2 separate regions of the Mus musculus genome follow, and region 2 is linked to region 1. The links are chromatin contacts, found by Hi-C or POLR2A ChIA-PET in ENCODE. All regions are on one chromosome and are shown on one strand. Each heading gives the region's core, a stretch centred on a gene start or an enhancer-like site at or near the end of the contact. The rest is flanking DNA. Distances are from core to core; before and after follow the strand shown. Region 1 holds the start of Ipo4 (importin 4). Region 2 holds the start of Tinf2 (Terf1 (TRF1)-interacting nuclear factor 2).

Region 1 (4,412 bases), core at 1,199-3,698:
GCCTTTCTTCCTGACTTGGAGTGTGGTGAACTCAGTGCATTGGGCCAACGGTTCAACACAGGCGCTGCCGGCCACAACCATCCTGCTGCTGCTGACAGTCTGGCTGCTGGTAGGCTTTCCTCTCACTGTCATTGGCGGCATCTTTGGGAAGAACAACGCTAGTCCCTTTGATGCACCTTGTCGCACAAAGAATATCGCCCGGGAGATCCCACCCCAGCCCTGGTACAAGTCTACTGTCATCCACATGACTGTTGGTGGCTTCCTGCCTTTCAGGTATCCTCACTTTGTACCATGGCCATCCATTTTTGGTGGTTTTGGTTTGGTTTGGTTTTGGACACTAGAGAGTTTTTTGTTTATTTTGTTTTCTGTTTACTTTGTTTTCTTTTTTTGAGGCACTCATAAGGCTCATGGGCACTCGGAGGTAGAGGCAGGTGGATCTCTATTTTTTTTTTTTTCTAGATTTATTTATTATATGTAAGTACACTGTAGTTGTCTTCATACATTCCAGAAGAGGGCGTCAGATCTCTTTACAGATGGTTGTGAGCCACCATGTGGTTGCTGGGATTTGAACTCAAGACCTATTGGAAGAGCATTCAATGCTCTTAGCTGCTGAGCCATCTCTCCAGCTCCTATAAATTTGAGGTCAGCATGGTCTACAGAGTTTCAGGACAGCCACGGCTACAGAGAAATCCTGTCTTAAAAAACAAAACAAAACAAAAACCTTAAGTTGTCCCGCCTTGGATGAGGGCCACCACACCTTGCATTCAGCAGGGTTTTGATTCACCTTTGCCTTTCTCCGCTCTCTAAATACCATAACCCAGTAATAATCCTCAGCTCAGCCCAAGCACAGACCAGGAGTGAGCTTCAGCTCGCTCACATGAGCGTTTCACTGTCAAGCTCTCACTCAGCAAACTGAAAGTAATCAAGTGGGCTTTAAGCCTTGTATTGGAGCTTACAGAACCTGATTTCTGTTTAGTGTTCACAGGCACAGAGAGCTTAAGACCTATGTGTTTTCTCATTCAGTTTGTTAAGTACCTTTTAAACAATACAGAAGGAAGTAAACAACACAGTATCTGCCCCCTCCACTTCTTTCTTGCTCCCATTTTGTAGTAGTGGAGTGTGCTTAGGGCCTCGTGCATCCTTTGGCAAGCACTGTTCTCTGAGCCACATCCCAGCCCTTTTTTACCTTTCATTTTAAGACTGTCTTAAGTTTTCCAGGCTGGCCTTGAACTTGCTTTTTAACCTAGATTGACTTTGAATTTGGCAATCCTCCTGCCTCAGCCTCCCAAATAGTAGTATTATAGATGTATGCCTACTCTAGTTAAGATGGTTGCTTTCAGCCTGTCAGGGAAGATGTTCATGAACCGAGAGCAACTAATAAACTAAGCTAATAGGCAGAAGCCTCCTGGAGCTCTCTTGATCGCCACAGCGCTACCGGAAGATGTGGCTGAGTTTGGCTCCGCGTGCTGTGGCTATGAACAGAGCTTTAATGATGTGCATTGTCTTTTTCTCTTCACAGCGCCATCTCCGTGGAGCTGTACTACATCTTTGCCACAGTCTGGGGTCGAGAGCAGTACACTCTGTACGGCATCCTCTTCTTTGTCTTCGCCATCCTGCTGAGTGTGGGGGCCTGCATCTCCATTGCGCTCACCTACTTCCAGCTGTCTGGGGAAGACTACCGCTGGTGGTGGCGATCCGTGCTGAGCGTCGGCTCCACCGGCCTCTTCATCTTCCTCTACTCAGTTTTCTACTATGCCCGGCGCTCTAACATGTCAGGGGCAGTACAGACAGTAGAGTTCTTTGGCTACTCTTTACTGACTGGCTATGTCTTCTTCCTCATGCTGGGTACCATCTCCTTTTTTTCCTCTTTAAAGTTCATCCGTTATATCTATGTTAACCTCAAGATGGACTGAGTTCTAAGCCACAGAACTCTGGCTCTTTCCTGCTTTCATCATGCCCCATTGATTTCACTTGATAGCTTCTCTTCTGACCGAATTGTGTGATGGCATTGTCGCCTTCCTTCCCTCTTTAGAGAGGACCTGGAAATTAAAAATCTCTATTATATAAGGAATATATATATTTGAACTTTTTAAGTTGCCTTACGTTTTGGTCCTGATTTTTTTTTTCTTTTTACAATTATTAAAATAAAATTTATTAAGAAAAAGGATCCTGTCGTTGGAAGTTTTGGTCTAGTTATAGAAACCCGAGGCCTGTTGTCAATGCAGTTGTTTTGAAAACCCGAGTTCGCTATTGCCACACAAACTCTGGACTCTGGGAACTGTCGGCACAGGGAACCCACGGTGCCGAGGCTCTGTCAGCGGGTGCTCAGGCAGACGGAAGCCCAGACTGACGCCAGCCACCAGCTTTCCGCAGTTTTTGAAGGGAAGCAAGCTGAATCACCCAGGCGACAGGAGAGACGCAGAGTAACGCCCTTTCCGCCGGAAGTTGCTGTCGGAGTCTCCACGTGCCGATCCTCCCCCTCCCCACCCGGCCCTGTAGCAGCGGCGGCGTCGGCGGCGGCTCGGCAGCTGCCATGGAGCCTGCGGGTTTGGAACAGATCCTGAAGGAGCTGCTGCTGCCCGACACGGAGCGCATCCGCCGGGTATGGGCAGGCCTGACCGGGCTACGGGGATGGGGAGGCTGTGGGAAAGGCCCGGTCTTGACCTCCCAGCCTTCCATCAGGCTACGGAGCAGCTCCAGACCATCCTTCGGGACCCTGCTGCCTTGCCCGCACTCTTCGATCTGCTGGCAACAGCGACCGACTCTCAGGCGAGTCACCTGCCCCTCCTTGCCGAAATTCTGAAATTCCTCAATGTGTCCCTGGTCCCGCTCCAGCCTCCGCCCCCTGCGGTCCTAATCTGTTCATCATCTTCTTGGTGCCTGTGATTCTCATTTGGCTGGCAACCTCTTCTCACCCCAGATCCGCCAGTTTGCAGCGGTCCTGACCCGCAGAAGGCTGAACAATCGCTGGCGACGCCTGGCACCTGAGCAGAGGGAGAGGTGGGCTAGATTTAGGATGGGAGGGGCCGGGCCTAGTCTACTTTTTGACAGGCCGAGTACTAAGCCTTTGCCACCTGTCTTCCAGCCTCAAGTCCCTGGTCCTGACAGCACTGCAGAAAGAGACAGTGTAAGTGTGGAGCACCCACTCTCGGGGGTCCTAACTGATTGGGGCTGAGATACTGGACTTCTACCTTCTTTTTCAGCCCCAGACTAGGACTTAATTCAGGCCTAGAAGGTGGAACATGTGAAAACTAAAGTTTTTTGTGATTTATTTTTCATTTTTTAATTTTTTGGTTTTTCTGAGACAGGGTTTCTCTGTGTGGCCCTGGCAGTCCTGGAGCTTACTCTGTAGACCAGGCTGGCCTTGAACTCAGAAATCCGCCTGCCTCTGCCTCCCAAGTGCTGGGATTAAAGGTGTGTGCCACCACTGCCCAACTAAAACCCTAAAGTTTTTGAGAATGGCTGAAAATGATCAGCTAAACCCAGATAGGGAAAACAAGACTGAATTGAATTCAGCCTGTCCAGTGGTGCTGACCGAGCCAGATCACAATGCCCCCCTCCTTTCCTCACCCCCAGCTGTCGGTGGTCTTATGGGGTCTGCCTTAGGAAAGACCGTGCACATACCTGCATTCTCTTTCTGGCCACTCCTTGGGCCTGGGGCATTGTTTGCAAGGGAAGGGTGGTAAAAGGTGTTTCTATATGAATGGACCTCCTCTTTGTAGGCATTCTGTGAGTGTCAGCTTGGCCCAGCTCTCAGCCACCATTTTTCGAAAGGAAGGCCTACAAGGATGGCCTCAGTTCATGAACCTTCTTCAGCACAGCACTCATAGTTCCCATAGCCCCGAGAAAGAGGTACTGGCACTGCCCTGTTGGCAGGAAGGAGGGACAGAGGCTGGATAGACCACGAGACCGTCTCTTCTCCCCTGCTCCTGTACAGGTGGGACTTCTGCTGCTGAGTGTGGTGGTGTCTTCCCAGCCCGAGGCATTCCATGCCCACCAGCACGAGCTGCTTCAGCTTCTGAATGAGACGCTCAGTGACGTCAGCTTTCCCGGAGTGCTCTTCTACTCCCTGCGCACTCTGACTGCCATCGCCCGCTATGTCAGGCCGGATGATGTGGTAAGTAAGACGCTGCCTGTATCTCTCGGTTTCGTGCCCTCGCTTTCAGAAGTCTTGGCCCAAGCTGCTTTCGAGTTTTATTCCGCCTCCCGTTCTTCCTAAGGGTTGAGGGCATAGCGTGTTAGCTGGGCCTGGCTGGCTCCTTAGATGGAGGCTTTGAGGAAGCCTCCAGCTCCTGGCTTCTGGGATGAGACCACCTGCGCTTTATGTGATTACGCTCATTCCTGTGTCTTCCAGTCTCTTGCACGGATGTTGGTGCCCAAAGTCGTTACGGCACTGAGGACTCTGATCCCCT
Region 2 (5,134 bases), core at 1,050-3,549, 46 kb before region 1:
ACCTTGAAGGCCATTAGACAGTGTTCTCTGGTCTAATTTCATCCTTTCCTTCCTACTAGTTTCAGCACTTTTGTTTTTGCCTGTGATTGTGTGTGTGTGTGTGTGCAGGTTGAGTATCACTCAGCTCTGTGTTTGTGATGGTATTTGTTCTGCTTGCTATTCTGAGTTTTCTGGATCTATGTTTAGTATCTATCATTAATCGCTTCTCAGCCTTTTGGCTAAGATCAAGTGTAGTATCTATCATTACTTTGGGACACTTCTTAGTCATTGCTCCAAACATTTCTTCATCCTCTAGTCTCACTGTGTGTAACAGTAGTTTTTATTTACCTGTCTCTGTCTGCTAATCTAGGCCTTGTATGGAAGCGTCTAGCCTCCAAACTATCTAATCTAGGCCTGGAAGGTTTTCAGCCTCTGAGATTTTCTTAGTTAGGTTTTCACTGCTGTAAAGAGACACCATGACCAAGGCAACTCTTATAAGGGACAACTTTTAATCAGGGTTGGCTTACAAGTTCAGAGTCTCAATCCATTATCATCATGGCAGAATGCATGGCAGTGTCCAGGAAGGCATGGTACTAGAGAAGGAGCCAAGAGTTTTACATCTTGTTCCAAAGGCAAACAGGAGAAGACTGGCTTCCAGGCAGCTAGGAGAAGAGTCTCAAAGCCCACCACAGTGTCACACTTCTTCCGACAAGGCCACATCTACTCCAACAAGGCACACCTCCTAATAGTGCCACTTACTCTCTGGGCCAAGAATATTCAAACCACCCCAGAGTTATTGCTGAATAAACTCGCCCCTTTTTAGTTCTTTCTGACTTCTGTCCATCTGGTTCAACTCAGCTGTTCTGGCTCAAACTCTTCTCCCAGCTGACTAATTCAATCTGGCTTCTCTGAATTGCTGTTTGACCTCAAACTAACTTTAGCAATCTTTTCTAATCTTCTGGCTCTTTCTCATGTTCTTACTTGTTCTGTCTTTACCTGTGCATGCCCCCCCCCCCTCTGTAACCTCCATCCCAGGAGACTTAAATCTTCACCTGCCCTCCATGGGCACTCCACACACATGGTTCACAGACATACATTCAGACAAAACACTGGTCCACATTAAATAAAAATAAAGTATCAAAAGAGTTAAATTAATACATGATAGCTTTAAAAAGGAAATTAATTTCTCAGCTTTAAAAACAATGTGTAACTAGATTGGACTTCTACCCAGAACCATGCAAGCAACAAGGGAGTAAAGTATTTACAGTACTGAAAACAAGGGGGAAAAAAAAAAACCCCATCTCACGCCGGGATTTAGAGGTGTGCACCAGCACACTCTGTGGGAAAATTCTTTAGAAAAAATGAAAGTGGGGCTGGAGAGATGGCTCAGCGGTTAAGAGCACCGACTGCTCTTCCAGAGGTCCTGAGTTCAATTTCCAGCAACCACATGGTAGCTCACAACCATCTGTAGTGGGGATCCAATGCCCTCTTCTGGTGTGTCTGAAGAGAGTAATGTGTACTCATACATAAAATAAATAAATCTTTAAAGAAAAAATGAAAGTGGTAAGGTCAGAAATGACAGAAAAAAATATGAAGAAAACCCACTTCAACATTAACATCCAGTGTAGTACTTTGGTACTGGGTCTGGAAAGGCTCTGAATACTGATCTGGAGAACCAAGGCAAAGTGTGAGCCATGAGTCTGGGAATGGAGGAAACCATTCAAATAATGGGCAGGTTTCATAAAATTCCTGCAAGGTGGGCAAGGCAGATAATTAATTTAAGCAACAAAGTAAAGCTGTACACAGTGTGCCCGGTTCTGTCCTTGGGGAGAGCAAGAAGAGTCAACCCACTAAAGGACTCCATCAAGTTAGTGCTCAAAAGAAACTTGGAAAAGGAAGCCCTTAAATATTATAAACTACACGAAACAGCAAAGATGTGGCACAGAAAAGCATAAAACGGCTGTCATCCTACTGTCCAGGAGAACCCTGACTAGCCCTAGGATATTTCAAACTATATTCGTTTAGGCACCGGCGAGTCAGGACAGGAGGGCGGAGTTACCACTCAGGCCTGTGTTTGGTTTTTTGAAACGAGCGAGCGCCCTCTTCTGTTTCGCGAGAGGAATGGCAGAATTTTTCCTGGGAGCGGCTGGCGGCCCGGGAAGGGCTTGGCAGACGCTGATTCAGACACCTAGGTTTACAGCTTGCAGGGGTGATGGAGAGTGACGCTAGGTCGTACGTCACTTTCACAGTGCAGGGGACCTCGTGACGTCACAGCTCCCTCCGCGGCCTCTTCCGGGGAGGGAAGCCGCGCGCCCAGGCGGAAGTGACGTACTCCTGCGTTTCCCTCAGTGGCGGCATTTTAAGTTTAGTGATCTGGACAGGTTGATACACTTAAGTCACCGCCTGAGAGGAGACTGCGGGGTTCCCGTGGCTCCGCGAAATGGGCCCAGCTGGTCCGCCGACCTTCCGGTGCAGATGAGAGAAGCGGGGCTCCGCCTACGGGAGCGTCCGGGAAGCCTGGGTTGAACGAAAGGAGGAAAGGGCGCCCGCGGGCCATGGCCCCACCTCCAGGGGTAGGTCCCGCGTCTCTGCGGTTTGCTGCCGCCGCCAGCTGGCTGGTAGTCCGCCGTCGCCGCGTAGAGCACTTCCCGAAAGTGGTGGAGTTTCTGCAGTCCTTGCGCGCTGCTGCCCCCGGCTTGGTTTGCTACCGGCACCATGAACGCCTGTGTATGAGCCTAAAGGCCAAGGTACTAGAGAGAAGGACGTCTGGTTGGGACTAAGATCGGCTGGAAAAGGGTAGGTGTTCTGAGCCCTGTACCGTGCAGGTGGTGGTGGAGCTGATCCTGCAGGCGCGACCCTGGGACCAGGTCCTGAATGCCCTGAAGCATCACTTCCCAGCAGAGTCCAGAACAGTAAGTACCACTGGACCCCGAAGCTGTGAGTGCTATCTTGGGCAGACCAAACTCAGGCCTGATGCAACCAAGTTGCCCCTGGGTCCTAGCGACACCTCCTCACCCAAATTTTCCTGTCTTCAATATCCTCAACAGACAAAAGAAGACAGGAAGCTTTTGGAGGCACGGGAAAATTTTTGCTTGCTTGTGAAGCACCTGTCAGAGGACCCGCCTTCGAGCCTGCAGGTGAGAATGGTTGGTTTGGAGGATGTTATGGGATTCCTGTTTTGTTTTGTTTTGTTTTCTAAAATTCATCTGACCTGCTTCACTTTCCCACATACAGGAACTAGAACAAGACTATGGGGAATCCTTTCTAGTTGCCATGGAAAAGCTGTTGTTTGAATACTTGTGTCAGCTAGAGAAAGCACTGCCTCCAGTCAGAGCACAAGAGGTTGTTGAGAAAGAAACACTTTAAGGGCGGAAGGCTGGGTGGCTTCCCCGAGAACTATGATCTTCCTATCTGTCGCCTTGCCCACAGCTTCAGGATGCTCTAAGTTGGAGTCAGCCGGGCTCGTTCATCACTTCTTCGGTTGCTTTGCACCAGTATGGTATGGACATGGGGTGGACATTTCCAGGTAAGAGGATCAGCGGAGATAACTAGCAATTTGGAGGTTAGTGTTTAGCTCTACCAAACCTGAGTCAGCCGAATGGAAGTTATATGGGCCTGTAACACAAACCTGAGTTTTAACCTAGTTCTAATTTTATAAGGCATCTTATTTTATCTTTCAGAGAGCTCTACTTCTGGCTCAGGGAATCTGATAGAGCCCATGGAAGAGAGTCCTCATCAGCAAACCAGGCCAGCATTCCACAGTCCTCTGCCTAAAGCTAAGCTTGGCCCTCACCAGCCAGCTTCACTGGAGCACCCAGAACACTTAGCTGGCCACCGCTTTAATCTGGCCCCTTTGGGAAAGCGAAAATCCCGATCACATTGGACATCGGCAAAGGCGTGCCATAAAGAGCGGCCCACAGTCATGCTACTCCCATTTAGGAACATGGGCTTACCAGCTCAAGACTTATCTAACCCTAAAAGCAGGGAAGAACCCGGTGCGGCCTCAGCAGCTTCTGTGGGAACAGAGCCAGTCTGCACGGAGGAGGCTAAGACTCCATCTCGGCCTTTGGGGAAAAGGGCATTAGAGGAGACCCCACCTGACTCACCGGCTGCAGAGCAGGAGTAAGGGTCTCTTCTCCTTCCTTAGGAATACTTTCCCTGCCTGCTTCCCTTCTTCACCCAACCTTTCCTTTGCCTTCACCTCAGGAACAGTGTGAATTGCGTGGATCCTCTAAGACACTCATCACCGCCTCTTACAGTCAAGAAACCAGGTAAGCTTTGGACCAGACGGCGTTGGGACTTTCCAAGGCCTGTGCTCACCTAAAAGTGGGTCTAGGTTTTGTTTCTGCTTATTTTTTTCGAGACAGGTTTTTTCTACATAACCCTGGCTGTCCTGGAAATTGATATGTAGACCAGGCTGGCCTTGAACTCAGAGATCCCCCTGCCTCAGCCTCCAGAGTGCTGGGATAAAAGGTGTGGGCCACCAAGCTAGGCTAAGAAAGAGGTTTTAATTGTGGTTTCTTTCCTGCAGTGCTGTCCCCAACCCCGTGTAGCTCTGTTATTACCATAGGGGACTTGGTTTTGGACTCTGATGAGGAAGAAAATAACCAGAAGGAAGGGAAGGTGAGTGGGAAGAAGCAGAAAGCCAAGCCAGAGGGCGGGCAGAACAAGGCAGGGATACATGTGAAGTGTTCCCAGTTATAGGAATTATGCTTTCTTCTCTATAGGAGTTTTTGAAAAACTACCAGAAGACGAAGTTTGACACCTATATCCCCATGTTTTGTGACTACATCCCGTAGTGTCCTGCCTATTCCTTTCTGGCTACCTAAACGGTTCTCACTCAGGTCCTCTGGAATATTCTCTGCACTCTGTCCATCTTCTGCTGCAGCTCTGCATGCAATTTAGTGGAAAAGAAGAGGAAGTCCAGACTTGAGTTGCCTGGCTACATTGCTGAAAGCTTTGTAGCACTTGAAAATTAAATATTGATTTGTTTCACTATTGATGGGAAGAAGGGGAATAAAGACTTGCATAGGTCTGTGTAGGTCATTCCTCCGAAACATAACAGGCTTCTCTTAGCTGGTTGAGGCCCTTCTCATATTTACTCCTTTGGCAAGAGTTTAGATTTACATAGAAGGGTTGAGAGAGCCTGGAAGGG

The links. A loop is a pair of places that touch in the nucleus more often than their neighbours do. ChIA-PET counts read pairs that join two places held with the same protein, here RNA polymerase II (POLR2A).
Region 2: a map of heart shows a loop between it and region 1 (3-fold over the local background). The contact joins the promoter of Tinf2 here to the promoter of Ipo4 in region 1. A Hi-C loop is called at or near these places in 5 of 37 maps with a recorded cell type or tissue (adrenal gland and heart). POLR2A ChIA-PET finds 5 or more read pairs at or near these places in 3 of 5 experiments (Patski and embryonic stem cell).

The regions. Positions count from the first base shown.
Region 1 is chr14:55,633,720-55,638,131 of GRCm38, reverse strand. Ipo4 (importin 4) reads left to right here and starts at 2,448. Exons shown (of 30, transcript NM_024267.7): 1 at 2,448-2,602; 2 at 2,683-2,769; 3 at 2,921-3,000; 4 at 3,086-3,127; 5 at 3,723-3,852; 6 at 3,938-4,117; 7 at 4,355-4,412. The coding sequence starts at 2,534. It overlaps Tm9sf1 (transmembrane 9 superfamily member 1), which reads left to right. Exons shown (of 5, transcript NM_001360063.1): 4 at 1-273; 5 at 1,520-2,167. The coding sequence ends at 1,913.
Region 2 is chr14:55,678,982-55,684,115 of GRCm38, reverse strand. It overlaps Tinf2 (Terf1 (TRF1)-interacting nuclear factor 2), which reads left to right and starts at 2,299. Exons shown (of 9, transcript NM_145705.3): 1 at 2,299-2,726; 2 at 2,805-2,891; 3 at 3,027-3,116; 4 at 3,214-3,321; 5 at 3,409-3,505; 6 at 3,660-4,101; 7 at 4,186-4,250; 8 at 4,511-4,602; 9 at 4,707-5,036. The coding sequence starts at 2,535. The coding sequence ends at 4,778. It also overlaps a transcript of Gmpr2 not described here and the pseudogene Gm25887.